Linked DNA regions of Homo sapiens: regions 2 and 3 are each linked to region 1. Evidence: chromatin contacts called from ENCODE Hi-C or POLR2A ChIA-PET data. All regions are on one chromosome and are shown on one strand. The core of a region is the stretch at or near the end of the contact, and the rest is flanking DNA. Distances in the headings are between cores, read along the strand shown. Region 1 overlaps CMIP (c-Maf inducing protein). Region 2 overlaps CMIP (c-Maf inducing protein). Region 3 overlaps CMIP (c-Maf inducing protein).

What was found. Hi-C counts contacts between places; a loop is a spot of excess contacts on that map. ChIA-PET counts read pairs that join two places held with the same protein, here RNA polymerase II (POLR2A). Pooled maps may share reads with other maps.
Region 2: a pooled map shows a loop between it and region 1 (4-fold over the local background). The contact joins two enhancer-like sites. A Hi-C loop is called at or near these places in 1 of 168 maps with a recorded cell type or tissue (posterior vena cava), 2 of 37 single-sample maps with no recorded cell type and 4 of 50 pooled maps. POLR2A ChIA-PET finds 5 or more read pairs at or near these places in 5 of 52 experiments (HepG2, K562, OCI-LY7 and 2 more).
Region 3: a loop to region 1 is called in a pooled map, with 3 times the contacts of the local background. The contact joins two enhancer-like sites. A Hi-C loop is called at or near these places in 2 of 168 maps with a recorded cell type or tissue (esophagus muscularis mucosa and posterior vena cava) and 4 of 50 pooled maps. POLR2A ChIA-PET finds 5 or more read pairs at or near these places in 2 of 52 experiments (H1 and activated T-cell).

The regions. Positions count from the first base shown.
Region 1 is chr16:81,468,707-81,473,024 of GRCh38, forward strand. The region is part of intron 1 of CMIP (c-Maf inducing protein); the gene reads left to right. Among named protein-coding and RNA genes, the nearest start is that of CMIP, 26 kb to the left of the region's middle. RefSeq lists an enhancer at 1,125-1,625. Within about 2 kb of position 1,330, at least 14 of the 41 ENCODE cell types and tissues checked have a DNase peak (open chromatin) inside an H3K27ac peak, as active enhancers do.
Region 2 is chr16:81,542,009-81,546,223 of GRCh38, forward strand. The region is part of intron 1 of CMIP (c-Maf inducing protein); the gene reads left to right. Among named protein-coding and RNA genes, the nearest start is that of MIR7854, 10 kb to the left of the region's middle. Within about 2 kb of position 2,408, at least 4 of the 41 ENCODE cell types and tissues checked have a DNase peak (open chromatin) inside an H3K27ac peak, as active enhancers do.
Region 3 is chr16:81,565,686-81,570,139 of GRCh38, forward strand. All of the region lies in intron 1 of CMIP (c-Maf inducing protein), which reads left to right. Among named protein-coding and RNA genes, the nearest start is that of MIR7854, 34 kb to the left of the region's middle. Within about 2 kb of position 2,791, at least 6 of the 41 ENCODE cell types and tissues checked have a DNase peak (open chromatin) inside an H3K27ac peak, as active enhancers do.

The sequences.
Region 1 (4,318 bases), core at 80-2,579:
GGCACTCGTGGGAAGCAGCAGGGTCCCTGGAGAGAAGGCTGCTGATCCAAGAATGGGTCCGCTCAGGCCAGGAGGAGAAAGCAGGGAGGAGCTTTCTGGGCAGAACACAGCATTGGGAAAGTCCGAGGGGCCTGGTGAGGCCTGGCACACGCTCCATAGGCCTCAGGTGTATTGAGTGGGCTGGGGGCTGGTGGAATTGTGGAGGGCGGACGCAGTGAGCTGCCTGCATGCTGGCCTTGGGACTTTGGACTTCAACATGGAAGCCGAATTACAGGAAGGCCCCATGAACGTCTTGTTCTTTCCTACTCCGCTTTGAGAGGACCTAATTCTTTGCCCCGATTTGGATCAACCTTAGGCCCAAGAACCTGGCAATGGCTGAGCTGATCAGGAGTGTGGGGCCCAGTTCGTTGCCAACAGGGAAATGTCCTCTGTCCCTCAACCTTTGACGTTGGTGGGGAAACCCAAAGGGGCTGGCAGCCCTTGGGGTCATTCTGGACTAGAAGCATCTAGACCCAAGATAATGCAAAGAATTGTCACGTATAGGAAAACTGGGATCAGCCCAGGCCAGTAATCAAAACAGCATGTTGGAAGTTCTACCTTGGGCTCTGCCACTTGCCTGCTGTGTGACCTTGGTCAAGTAACTTCACCTCTCTGAGCTTTTGTTTTTCATCAGTACAATGGGGCAGATAGCGGTACCAACTCCATGGGCTTCTGTGAAGGATTCAGTGAGATAATGCACATCTGGTGTTAGCCTTGTGTCTGACACAGAGAAAGTATACAGGAAAAACAGAGGGCTCTTATTACTGCCGTTACCACTGTCATTGCTACTGTTACCAAGATTACAGAGGAGGGGACCTGACTACACCCAAGGTCTGAGGGGCCAGAGAGGGCTTCCCAGGGCAGGTGACGTCAGGCTTTGGAGTCAGACCTTCTTAAGTTCAGGCTTTGCCTGAACTGTGGATTCACAGTTCTTCAGAGAACTCACTATGTGTGACATTGGGCAAGTTAGTTATTGAAATTAAGTTGAGCATGTTATTTACATTCTGATTACGTTAGTTAAACTCTACCTGGAAAATGGGATAATAACACCCGACAGCCAGGCTGCCGTGGGAGTATCAGAGCCACCAGGCCAGTTCTGTTTGAACATTTCCCTGAATGTCTTGGAGGATGGGATGGGGAGGGATGAGGAGGGCCTTCTTTGGGGTCCTCCTGTCTGCTGCACCCTTGACCTTGTCTGGTGTCTGACAGCAGCAGCAGGTAAAGAGCAGGCCTCAGTGATCTCCTGCATTTCCTCTGGCCCTCACTGGGAGCTCTTGCCTTGCCTGACAGTTCACCAAGTACTGTGTACTATCTTGTGCAGAAATCATGAGCAGGAGGAAGAACAAACCACTTCCTCTACAACCTTCAGATTTATCAGACACAACTTTTGACAGTTTCAGTTTAAAGAGAATTTCAAAAGAAGATGTTGAAAGCAATAGGGAAATAAAGCGGCCCCTGGCCTCAGCTCTCTGCTGCTTCCACATTTGAGACAAAGGCGCCGCAGGGATGCTGGGAGAGAGCCCCAGCGGTTCAAGAGGTGCCCCATCCAGGCGCCCCGTCCAGGCAGCTTGGGTCCAGAGCCTTCTTTGCACGTGCAGCCTGCTGGCTGTGGTGGCTGGGGTTCTGGGCATCTGCAGGGTGCTTTTCATGTCCTGGGAGTAGTGGCGTTTGCACAGAGGCCGGGTCACAGAGACAGATGTTTCAGAAGTTTGACCTCAAAACAGCTTTCTTTTCCCTTGGGTTGTCTGGAGAAAGTGCTAAAAATAAGGCTGGATCTGAGCAGGCGCTGCTGACAGGCCACCTGGAGGTTCGAGTCCACCACGAAGGTGGAGTCTTGGGGTTATACTGGCTGGAGCCATAGGAAATTGAGATTTAAAAAAGCTATTAAAAAGATTATAAATGAGATCTTGCTGTGTTTCCCAGGCTGGTCTTGAGCTCTTGAGCTCAAGGGATCCTCCCACCTTGGTCTCCCATACTGCTGGGATTACGAGCATGAGCCACTGTGCCCAGCCAAAATTGGGATTTTGTAAGTAGAAAATGATTAAATATTGGTTCCATATAGTTTGTAAGTAAACACAATTCTTGACTTCCTCATGTGATCTCTTCGCTGTAGCCCTGAAACTCCTGAGATCAGTACAAAAAGAAATCCTTTCTTGGGAAAGAAAAGGGAGTGTTATGATTGGTGTACATACACATAGGCACACACATATGCATACACACATGCACACAGGCACAAACGTGCATACACACATGCACACAGGCACACATGTGCGCACAAACATGTGCATACACACATGCACACAGGCACAATGCGTGCATACAAATATACCCACATGCACACACACGTACACATAAATGCATGTAGACATACTTGTGCATATACACATATACATGCATACATATGTACATATACACGTATACACATAGGCACAATACATGCATATAAATATACTCACATGCGCACACACATACATGTACACATACATGCACACATAGAAATACATATACACATACCATATATACTTGCTTGTACACACAGGCACAATATATGCATATAAATGTACCCACACGCACACATATGCACACATAAATATGTATAGGTGCACACATATGTATACATGTATGTGTATACATGTGCATATGCATATACACGTACAAATGCATACACACATACATGTACATGCACATACATTTGTACATGCATATGTACACATACACATGTATGCAGACATGCACACAGATACATAGGCATACATATACACATGTGCAGACATGTAATACACATACCAGTGTACACATACACACATGTGCACACACACATGCATACACAAATACACACACACACACAGTTATACAGTAGTCCACTCTCATCCTTGGGGGATATGTGTCAAGATTCCCAGTAGATGCCTGAAATGGTGGAGAGTACTGAACCCTACATAGACTCTGTTTCATCCTACGCGTACATACTGGTGATAAAGTTTAATTTATACATAAAATAAGGGTGACTTGAACACAAGCACCATGATACCATGGCAGTGGAATTGAGTACAGAGAGGGCTGCTGAGTGACTCACAGGCAGCTAGGACATGCAGTGTGGACAAACTGGACAGAGGGAGGACTCACGTCCTGGACAAGATGCAGCAGGACAGTGTGGGATTGAAGACTAAAGAATTGTCTGGAATTTTCCACCTAATCTTTTTAGACTGCGGTTGACTATGGGTCACTGACACTGCAGAAAGTGAAACCTCAGCTCAGGGGGCACTGCTGCAGGTGCACACACAGATTCACGGACATGTACATGCATATGCACTCAATGTATATGCCGTGTACACACACACTCACGCACATGCACATGTGCTCTCAGTATACACATGTATGCACGTGCACACAGGTACATCCTCACCCGCCATCTTTGAAATCTCACTTATTGCATTTGTGTTTCTGATGTATATGTAACTTTGGGCAAGTTGTGTGACGTCTCTGCCTCAGTTTCCTCGTCTATAAGATGAGATTAGCAGCAGTGTTTATGACCTGGAATTGTGGTCAGGATTCCATGAGAGGATGTATGAACCAACTTGAGAGCAAGGCTCAGAACCCCAGAAGTGCTTCGTGAAGATGAGCTGTTCGTATTTCCAGTGTCCTTCATGGTGGCTCATCTGGCCGCCCGTTCTGGTATCCTGTGTGTGGCGTGCCCCATGCGTGGAGGAGTGGCCCATCTCCCCAGGGGTCCCCTGGGTCTTGTAGGCACTGATCACAGCCACTCACTTGACACCGTTGAGTGTCAGCTACATGCCATGCCCTGTCCTAGGGTGCCCCAACATGGGCCCTGCTCTCAGGAACCTGAGCATTCACTGGGGGTGGCACCCGCAAATGTGTCAGCCAATCACCAGAGCCCCTTCAGAGGTGGCAGGTGCTAGGACAGTAGAGGGGCAGGGTGAAGGGGTGGAGAGATGGGAGGCCCCTCAGGAGGTGGCCTGGAGGCAGGAGCTGATCCTGTGCAGATGTGGAGAGGCCGTTGGGATGGTGAGTGCAGAGGCCCTGGGGTGGCTGAGGTGCACAGTGGGGTGTGGAGGCTGGAGGGACATCCAGGGGCACATCGTGGCATCTGTGGTGATCTGCAGCCTGCGCCCAGTACTTTGTCCTGTTCCTTTCGGGGCTTGGCCACACCGCAGCTGCCCAGTGAGTGTGTGAGGGGCTGGTCTGTTTAACTGCTTGCCCTGAAGGTGCGAGGAGAGCCTGTTCGCCTTGCATCCAGTGGGCCAAGCTTACATAGATCCCA
Region 2 (4,215 bases), core at 1,158-3,657, 74 kb after region 1:
TTATTCTGTTCAGCTGCCACATCACATTCCATAAAATGGTCGTGCCCCACCCTGGGTCGATGGATGTGAAGGCCCTTTCTCGCTTTTCACTCTTAAACACAGCCCAGGAACAAGCTGTCTTACCTGGGACTCTCAGTAGATGCTGAGAGGCAGACTTGCTGGGTGTGGCATTCCAAATTTTAAAAGCAGCAGGAGTTGGTTGATTTTGAAGTTGAAGACTCCTAGGCGGGGAGCTCTGTGAAAATGGGAGCCAAGTCTTTTACCTGTGAATGAGAATTAAAATGGGGGCCAACTATTAAATGCTCGGACACCCCACCAGTGCTTAGATCTGTTTGTCACGCAGGCATTTCTTGAGTCCCAGTTGTATGCTCTGTGAGGCACCGAGGGTGGGAGATTTGTAGCATGGCGTAGGTTGGGAGATTGGTAGCATGGCGTGCGTGATCTTGAGAGGCAGGTGAAACTGGCCTGCATCTGGGAATAGGGTCTGCAGGAGTGTGTTTTTCTGGACCTTCATCTGAGGGTCGTATTCTCCATCTGTGTTAGATTGGGCTGCCATAACAAAACACCATAGACTGGGTGGCTTAAACCACAGGCATTTATTGTTTCAGAGTTCCAGGTCAAGGTGCTGGCCTGGCTGGGTTTGGGTGAGGGCCCTCTTCCTGGCTTGCAGACAGCCACCTTCTCACTGTGTCCTCACATGGTAGAGAAAGAGAGCACTCTGGCCTCTCTTCTTATGAGGACATTTATCCTGTCATGGGGGCCCCAACTTCATGACCTCCTCAAACCCTAATCACCTCCCAAAGGCCCCACCTCCACATACCATCACATTGCAGGGTCGGGGGTTCAACAGAGGAATTTCCGGGAGGCACAAACATACAATCCATAGCACCGTCCCTAGCACGGAAGAACAGAGAGAAGGAACGGTTTACATTGCAGCAGTATGTAGCTTGACTTGTGGCTTCACTCTCTGGGGGATTGTGAATTCTGCCCCAGGCCTAGCGAGAGGCCGCTTGGGAGCCAGTCCGTTCCACGGGGTGCTGGTCTGAGCCCTGCCCGCTGGAGCCCATGAGGTGGCAAGGGCCCAGGCCTGGCTGGTGGCACTGTGTGTCACTGCTTTTCTGCTGATGGCTTGCTGTGTGGCCTTGAAGTTGCTTCGCTCCAGGTGAGCGCATCTGAGAGGTGGGCTGGGTCTGACTTTGGGAATCTGAAGACTGTGTGGTTCTGAGATGGCAAAGTGACACCTGTGGGCCAGCTTCCTGGCTGGAAGACACCCTCTCCTCCCTTCCCTAATCATGTCCAGTGCTACACGGCAGCCGGAGAGCGCTCTTTGTTGGTCCCGTGAGAACATTCAGAAACAATCATACCCACCCCTGTAGCTGGCTGCTTATTGCCAAGGCGTTGCGTTGGCTAGTGTCCCCACATTGAAGTTCAGGGCCGCCCAGGGCTCCCTGCTGCGTCCTGGGCCAGCCTGTGACCTCCCTTTTCCAGCAGAGCAGCAGGACTGAGGGCGCTGAAAGGAAGGGGGGTCAGGGTCGTGGGGGTAAGATCTGACCCTTGGAGCCAGACAGCCTGTGTTCAATTCCTGGCTTTTATCTATGACCATGGGCTAGTCACTTCCCCCCGTTCCTCAGTTTCCCCACCTAGAGCTAAGGTGAGGATAAAACAAGCTACTATCTTAGAACAGTGCCTGGCTTCTATATCAGGCCTAACAAAGGATGGGGATTTAATTTTCTGAAACAAAGAGAAATTTTTATTTGGCTCAGGCAGTCTTTCCTTCCAAGGAGATAACTAAGTTTGAGTCATTGTTTAAAAAATCAACTTCCACTAGTCCAGCTATGACCCCTGAAATGCCTTCCATTTCACCTTCTACTTTCTGTCTAAAGAAGAGGGTTTACTGAGCTAATTGCAGGTCTGAATCGTATTATCGGGAAAAGGTTTATCTTACTTGGGAGAACACAGCTATTTTAAGGAGCTTTAGCACATTTTTATTGCATCCACCTGGCATGAGAAATCTCCATTGTGAGCCTCCTTGGGGTACCCATTCCCATTAGAAAACAGTTCATCAGCCCAGAAGAGGGGAAAGGAGAGAGAGAAGGAAGGGCAAACGCTGGACACGCAGGGGTCCCCCCGCCCCAATTATCCATCATTTGTGGGGTTCCACATGCACCTAGTGCACAGTGAGTGTGAACTCACGGAGACAGACTCAAGTCATGTGCACGCATCCCTTTTCAATGTGGGTGCTGGGCAGAGGGGTGGCTTCAGCTCTCAAATGAGACCGAGGCTGGAGGGTCATGCAAGTGAAAAATACTCAATTTTTTAATTGCAAAGTCTCTTTGGTGCTATGTGTGTGGCGTGAACACGTGAGGGCATTATTTTGAAAGAATTACTGATAGGACTCTGTCTCATCCTCAGGGGGTAAGTGTGTGTGTGTGTGTGCGCGCACACAGGAAACCTCTTGTTTTTAAATATTTCCTTCTCCAAACAGCCTGCCGCTGACCTTCCCGGCCTCTGTGTGGCTCTCAGGCCACCTCCTTATTGCTATATCTTGGAGCCTAAGGACTTCTATTTCTGCTCTGGGTCCAGTGCAGGGTGCCAGGACCACCACAGGGGTGCATGTGTGCATGTGTGTGTGCCTGTGTGTGTGTGTGTATGTTTGAATATGTGTGGTGTATGGGTATTTGTATGTGTGTATATGTTTGTGGAATGTTGTGTGTATATGTGCATGTGTGTGTGTGCGTGTATTTGTGTATGTGTGGAGTGTTGCGTGTGTGCACGTGTGTGTGGAGAGGGTGTATGTGTGAGATGTGTGTATGCCATGTGTGTGCGTGCATGGAGGGCTCTGCTTCCGGTTTCTGGGGTTGAGTAACTTTATGAGTGGTACTTAAAACCCTTCTGTTGTCCACAGGACAAAGTTCAACCCCTCATTTTTTTGGCAGAGAAGGCTGCCAAATTGGGGCCAGACTCAATCTTTTCATTTTCATCTCCTGCCAGTTCCTTACCAGACACCCTGTGCTCCAGCCACAAACGACCTTTTGCTGTTGCCCAAAAGAGCCCATGATCTTGTAAACTCCTAGACTCCTAGAAGATGCCAGGCCCACAGCCAGGGTTCCCCTTTCCGCTTTCCCTGCTCAGCTCATACTGGTGCGAAACTCTCCCAGGCCTGCCCTCCTCCCTGCAGGGTGCCTTAGCTTCTTCCATCCTTTGAGACAGGCTGACCACAGGTACTGTGGTGTTTGATTTAATGCATTCGTTATCTCAGGATTTGCTGCGCTTCTAGAGAAGTCCTGCAGACGAACCCGTCCTTGTATCACCAGCGCCTAGCATGGTGCCTGGAAGAGGGTGGGTGCTTGATGCTTCTCGCAGTGAAGGAGCAGAAGCTTAGGTTCTGTACTAAGATGATGCTTATATTGTGTAGCTAAAAGGGACCGTGCACACAACAGTGACAACATCAGTAATAACGTTTACTGAGCGTCTCCTGTGTGAAGAGTCCCTGTGCTCAGTGCTCTATGAATGGCATTTAATCCACACAGCTTATGTGGCGAGCTCCAGCATCCTCCTCCATCTACAGATGGAAGCATGAGGCTGGAGAGAAGTGACTTGGTCCAGACCACACAGCACGGGGCGGACCTGCGATGCTCACGGTAAAACTAGGGCAAGTTACTACTTGACTGATCTGCTTCTGTTCTAGAATCCGAACCCTCCTCAGCATTGTTTCCAAATGATGGTGGTTTTCAAGCTCCAAACGCCCAGCTTACCTGGGCATAGAAGCCTTCCTGCCGGCCCTCCCGTGGGCCCCAGGGTCTTTGCACAGGATTTTCCACACACAGTACAAGTCTGGGTCTCGGCTGAATGAGCGAGCACGGGATTCCCACATGCCTGTAAGAGAATTGCTAAATTTGCTTCAAGCGGTGTCACCCCCTCACTGCAGGTAGATCTAGTGAACTCAGGGAGAATCCACCGTGACCTACATCAGAAGGAAGTGGGACGGGGCGGTGGGTGGGGAAAACGCAAATGGCGCTCGCTGTGAATAGCAGTGTTGGAGAACATCACAGCCAGCAGTCGAGGATGAAAGGCATTTGATTTATAATAGACTCTCAAATTCACCCTGGTTCTTACGAGTTATCGTGTCTCCTGAAACCTCGTGGGGGCATCCTGCTGCTGGGGCCAGGAGGCAGGGAATGGCAGCCCAGGGAAATGAGGAATCCCGATCCTTCT
Region 3 (4,454 bases), core at 1,541-4,040, 98 kb after region 1:
CAGAGGGGCAGGGAGTGACACAAAGACAGCGGCTGTCTGCCACCTGCCCCCTACCCAGGAGGGGTTTGACTCATTCGTGCTGTCATTCAACACACACTGATTGGCTTTCCTGTCTGCCTCCTTCTGGGGCACGGCGCCGCCTCCTTCAGGATGTGCCGACTCTCACCCAGCTTTTCCCAGCCCTGTGTTGGGCTGGCGCTTGGGGAGCGGGCACAGATGTCACGGGGGGACATGCCCCTGCGCCCTCCTTCACCTTTCAGGACCAGAGCCAGAGAGTTTCCCGAACACTCATAGCCAGCCCGGAGACTCCAGGCGAGAAACTCGGGAGGCCGAGGCAAATAGTTGGTTCTTTGAGGCTGAAATTGGGCAGCGGGGGACCTGGGAGACGTTGACTGTCGTGTGTTTGGACAAGCGAGGCTTCTGCCACTCTGTCTCGGACAGTCCAGGGGAGACAGAGGTGCTTCAGATTGGAGGCTGCCCTCTCCTCAAGAAGGAGGGTGCGCCGGTGTGGCTGGATGAGTTGTGGCTTCCAGATAAAATTATGTGCTTGGGGTTTAGTGGACTTAGGCCTTATTCATGCTTCTGTGTTTGCTCAGCCTACCAGGCCCCGTACCTGGTCTCCCAGCCTCCTGGGGACACATCGGGTTCCTTGCTGTTCTTTCAGACAGTGAAGGAGCCTTCCTCCCTCACTGCTGCTGTTCCTTCCTTCCTGTCTGCTCTTTCTCAGGCAGGTCCTGCTCATGGTGCCCACCCATGCTACACTGGGTGAGGAGGTCATGGAGCTGGAGCCACGCACAACTGGATTTTGGTACCACAGCTTTGCTGTGTGACTCTGGGTATATTACTAGATCTCTGTTTCTTCATATTCAAGGAGGCCTTCCTAGGTTGCCTGCTTACCAGGTCTTGGCAGGGGTCTAATGCATTCATTCCTGCTTCTCCTAGGACCCAATGATTCTACTCCCAATTCTGTTCCCAAGAGAACTGAGTGCTTCTGTCTACTAACAGACATAAACAAGAATATTCAGAGCAGCCTTAGTCATAGTAGCCTCCAACTAGAAACAACCCAAGTATCCATCAACAGTGGAACAGATAAACCAATTGTGGCATAGTTATACAATGGAGTACTACACAGCAATGAAAAATAAACACCATGGATGAATCTCACAGATATTATGTTGAACAAAATAAAGTAAAATGAGTACATAGTGTATTATTCCAGTTATAGGAAGTTCAAGGTCAGACAAAACTACCCTGTAGTGATAGAGGTTGGAATGATGGTTACTTCTTGAGGGAATTGCCAAGAAGGGACATGAGAGAGCCTTCTAGGGTGCTGGGTGGTGGTCACATGAGTGTGAGCATTTGTCAGGCTGTATGCTTGCCATCAGTATGTATGAGCGACTTCTCGTACCTCCTGCACCCAGAGACAAGCATCCTTCAGCCATACAGTTTCTGTGGATGCTCACTGGGTCTTCGGAGCCATGTGTCCGGCTGGGAGGAATTCCCACATCGAAGTCCGAGGCTTTGCCGCCTGGCGGAAACCCCGCACCACGGGAGCTTGTGCTGCTCTCAGGGCAGCTGCAGACTTCCCTGAAGGGACTTGCTTGTCCTAGAAGCATGTCATGCAGTGAGACACCGCTGCTACAGGGCGGAATCCACTTCTTTCCATTCTTGGATGTGGCATCCGTGGCAGGTGTTGGGAGGGTGGCCTGGCCACATCCTCACCTTCCCCGGGCCCAGGAGCTCCAAGTCAGGCAGTATTTGGGCCTCAGGAAAACAGTGTGGCCTGGAGGGAGGCAGACTCACTTTGGGAATTCCCTTGCTGCACAACTTTGGGTAAGGGATGCCACGTCTCTGGGCCTCAGTTTCCACTTCACACCTTCAGGGATGGTGTGAGGATCACCCAAGAGACCACATGGGAAGTGTCGGCCCCTTGCGTGGCTAGAAGCTAGGCTGAAAGTCCCTTTCCCTCTCACAGTATGCCACGCCGCCCTCAGGACCCTCCTGCTCTGCCTCTCCATGCGCTGCTCCTCTGCTGTGTCGTCTGCACAGAACTGACCACCTTCTAAAGGGCATTTGCCTTATTTCGTCCCCGCTTCTTGTCACCTCCCCGAAGCGCAGAGATTCTTGTTTATTCTGTTCACTGCTGTATATCTGCAGCCCTGGGCACGTAGTAGGTGCTTGATAAATAGTTGTTGACTTGACTTGTTAGCAGCTGGTAGAAGCTTCCCCTAATGTTTCATTCTCCAGGCTTTATTTTGAGTGAAGTTGAGGCCAGAAGGCCTCAGTATCCTCTTCCAGGGATGCTGGGAACTGTAGACTGGATGACCGTGAGCTTTTCAGTGTGTGTGTGTGTGTTTTTTTTTTTTTTTTTTTTTGAAGCTGGAAGAAACTGTACAGAAAAGAGGCCCATTTTGCAGATATGGAGACCAAGGTCCAGAGGGACCAGGGCCTTGCCTTCTAGGGCACCTTTGATGGGAGAATCCGTAGGCTTGATGTTGAGGTCCTTCGGTTTGTCTTTCTGCCTTTTCATTGCAACTCCAGGGGGAGAGGGACCCTCTGGCCTCACCCTTGGCTCTGACCTCAGTGCGGTCAGTAAAGTCTGCCTTTCCCTCTAACTTTCACCTCTTTCTCCCCACTGCCTACGTGCCTGCCCTCTGCCCACTGAAAGTGGGAGCATCAGAAGGGAGCTGTGCCCCCAACCCCCATGTGAGGGACAGATCAGCAAAAGCCTCAAAGTCCGTGGGCCGTGTGTCTCCCATCTCATTGTGGCTGGGGCCCCGGGCAAGGGCACCGTGCCTCGGGAGTGAGTCACTCTCTCTCTGTGCCAGGCAGGAGCTCCAGGGACTAGGGGTGACCCAAGAGTGAAGGCCTGATGGGGAGGAGGACCCGGCATGACAGCCCTTGGCTTGCTGGGGGAGGAGAGTGGAAACTTTTACATTTGTTTCTCGCTTTCAACCCAGTAAGTAGGAATCAGCCTAACAGATCAGCAAGAGCCTCAAACCTTGGCTCGTTCTGTTCAAGAAGACAGAAACCACAAAGGCAAGGAGAGCTGGAGTTGGCTCCATAACAAAGTGACCCTTGAGCGTGGAAAAGCAGACCAGCAACCAGCCTCGCCATAAACCAGTCTGAAAGGCGAGTGGGTGACCTGGGAAAACGCACTTGTGGCCCAGTTGACAATTGAAGGGTTAAATGACCTTAATAAGCCGAAGTAGCTGTGAATCAGTGAGAAACTGTGACTGCCTCAAGGGGAAAAGGTGCAAAGAACAAAAGAGAAATACAGTGAAAAACTGTCAGCTTCTCAAAAATCAAAGAGATGTAAATTAGAACAGGGGGTGCAGTTTTTCACCTGGAGAACTCGCAGAGGTTTAAATAAGATCGTACATTTTACGAAGAAGGCATCTGTAGCACCCTTATGAATGCTTTCCCTTCTGGGTGCATAATCGCCCTCCTCTAAATTGGATGCTCTTGGGGTGACCTCACCTGGTTCTCTCTCCCCATCACCCTGTATCCCTTGAGAATATCTGTAGTGACAGCTCCTGAGCACCTGTTGTGTATCATGCATTCTATACATACTGTCTCATTCTGGGGGTTCCATTGTTCCACTTCGCAGAGGCAAAAACTGAGGCGCAGAATGATGAAATGACTTCGGCGAGGTACCCCAGTAGGTAATGGAGCTGGCATCTGAACCTAGGGTAACCAGCCTCAAGCCCGTGCTCTCCTTTTTTGCTTATTTTCCACCACTGTTTGGTCCCTGGCTCTCCCAGAGGGACATGGCACTGGCTGGGCCTCAGGGGATCCTGGCTTCTCTTGAATTCAGTGTTACCTTCCAGCTGCCGAGACCTGCAGGAACTGATTCCACAGGACAGTCCTGCCAAGGAGGCAAGCGGGCCAGAGAGAGGCGGCAGCAACTTTCTGACAGGTGCCGGGGAAGTCCCGATTTGCAATGCTTGCCCGTTTCTACTGTGTAAATACTTACACTATGGCCAAAGTGAGATGCTTAAATGCAGAGTTTGGAAAAGATGGGCACAGTTGGCTTCTGGGAGCTGGAAAGAGCTGGCTTAGCCATAGCTTCACCACTGCCCAGGTGGGTGACTTTGACCTGGTGTCAACCTCTCTGAGACTCGGTTTTCTCATCTGTAAAATGGGAGCAGTATTTGCTGCATAGGGTGGTTGATTGTGAGGATTAAATGAGTGAATGTGTGTCTAGCGCCTGTACTGTGGTAGGTGCTGTCTAAGCGTTCGTTATGAGTGCACTTAACTTTCATTCATTCATTCATTCATTCATTCATTCAGCTTTCACTAACTTCTTCAGCCCTCCAGCATCTGTCTGTCAAAGCCAACTGTCCACCAGGCCTGTGCTAGAATCTTCCTTTTCCCTCTCTCCCTTGGAGTATCAATGGGGGAAGGGGGATGGCCTCACCCCTTCTGCAGACGGGCTTGTCTGGATCCTTGTT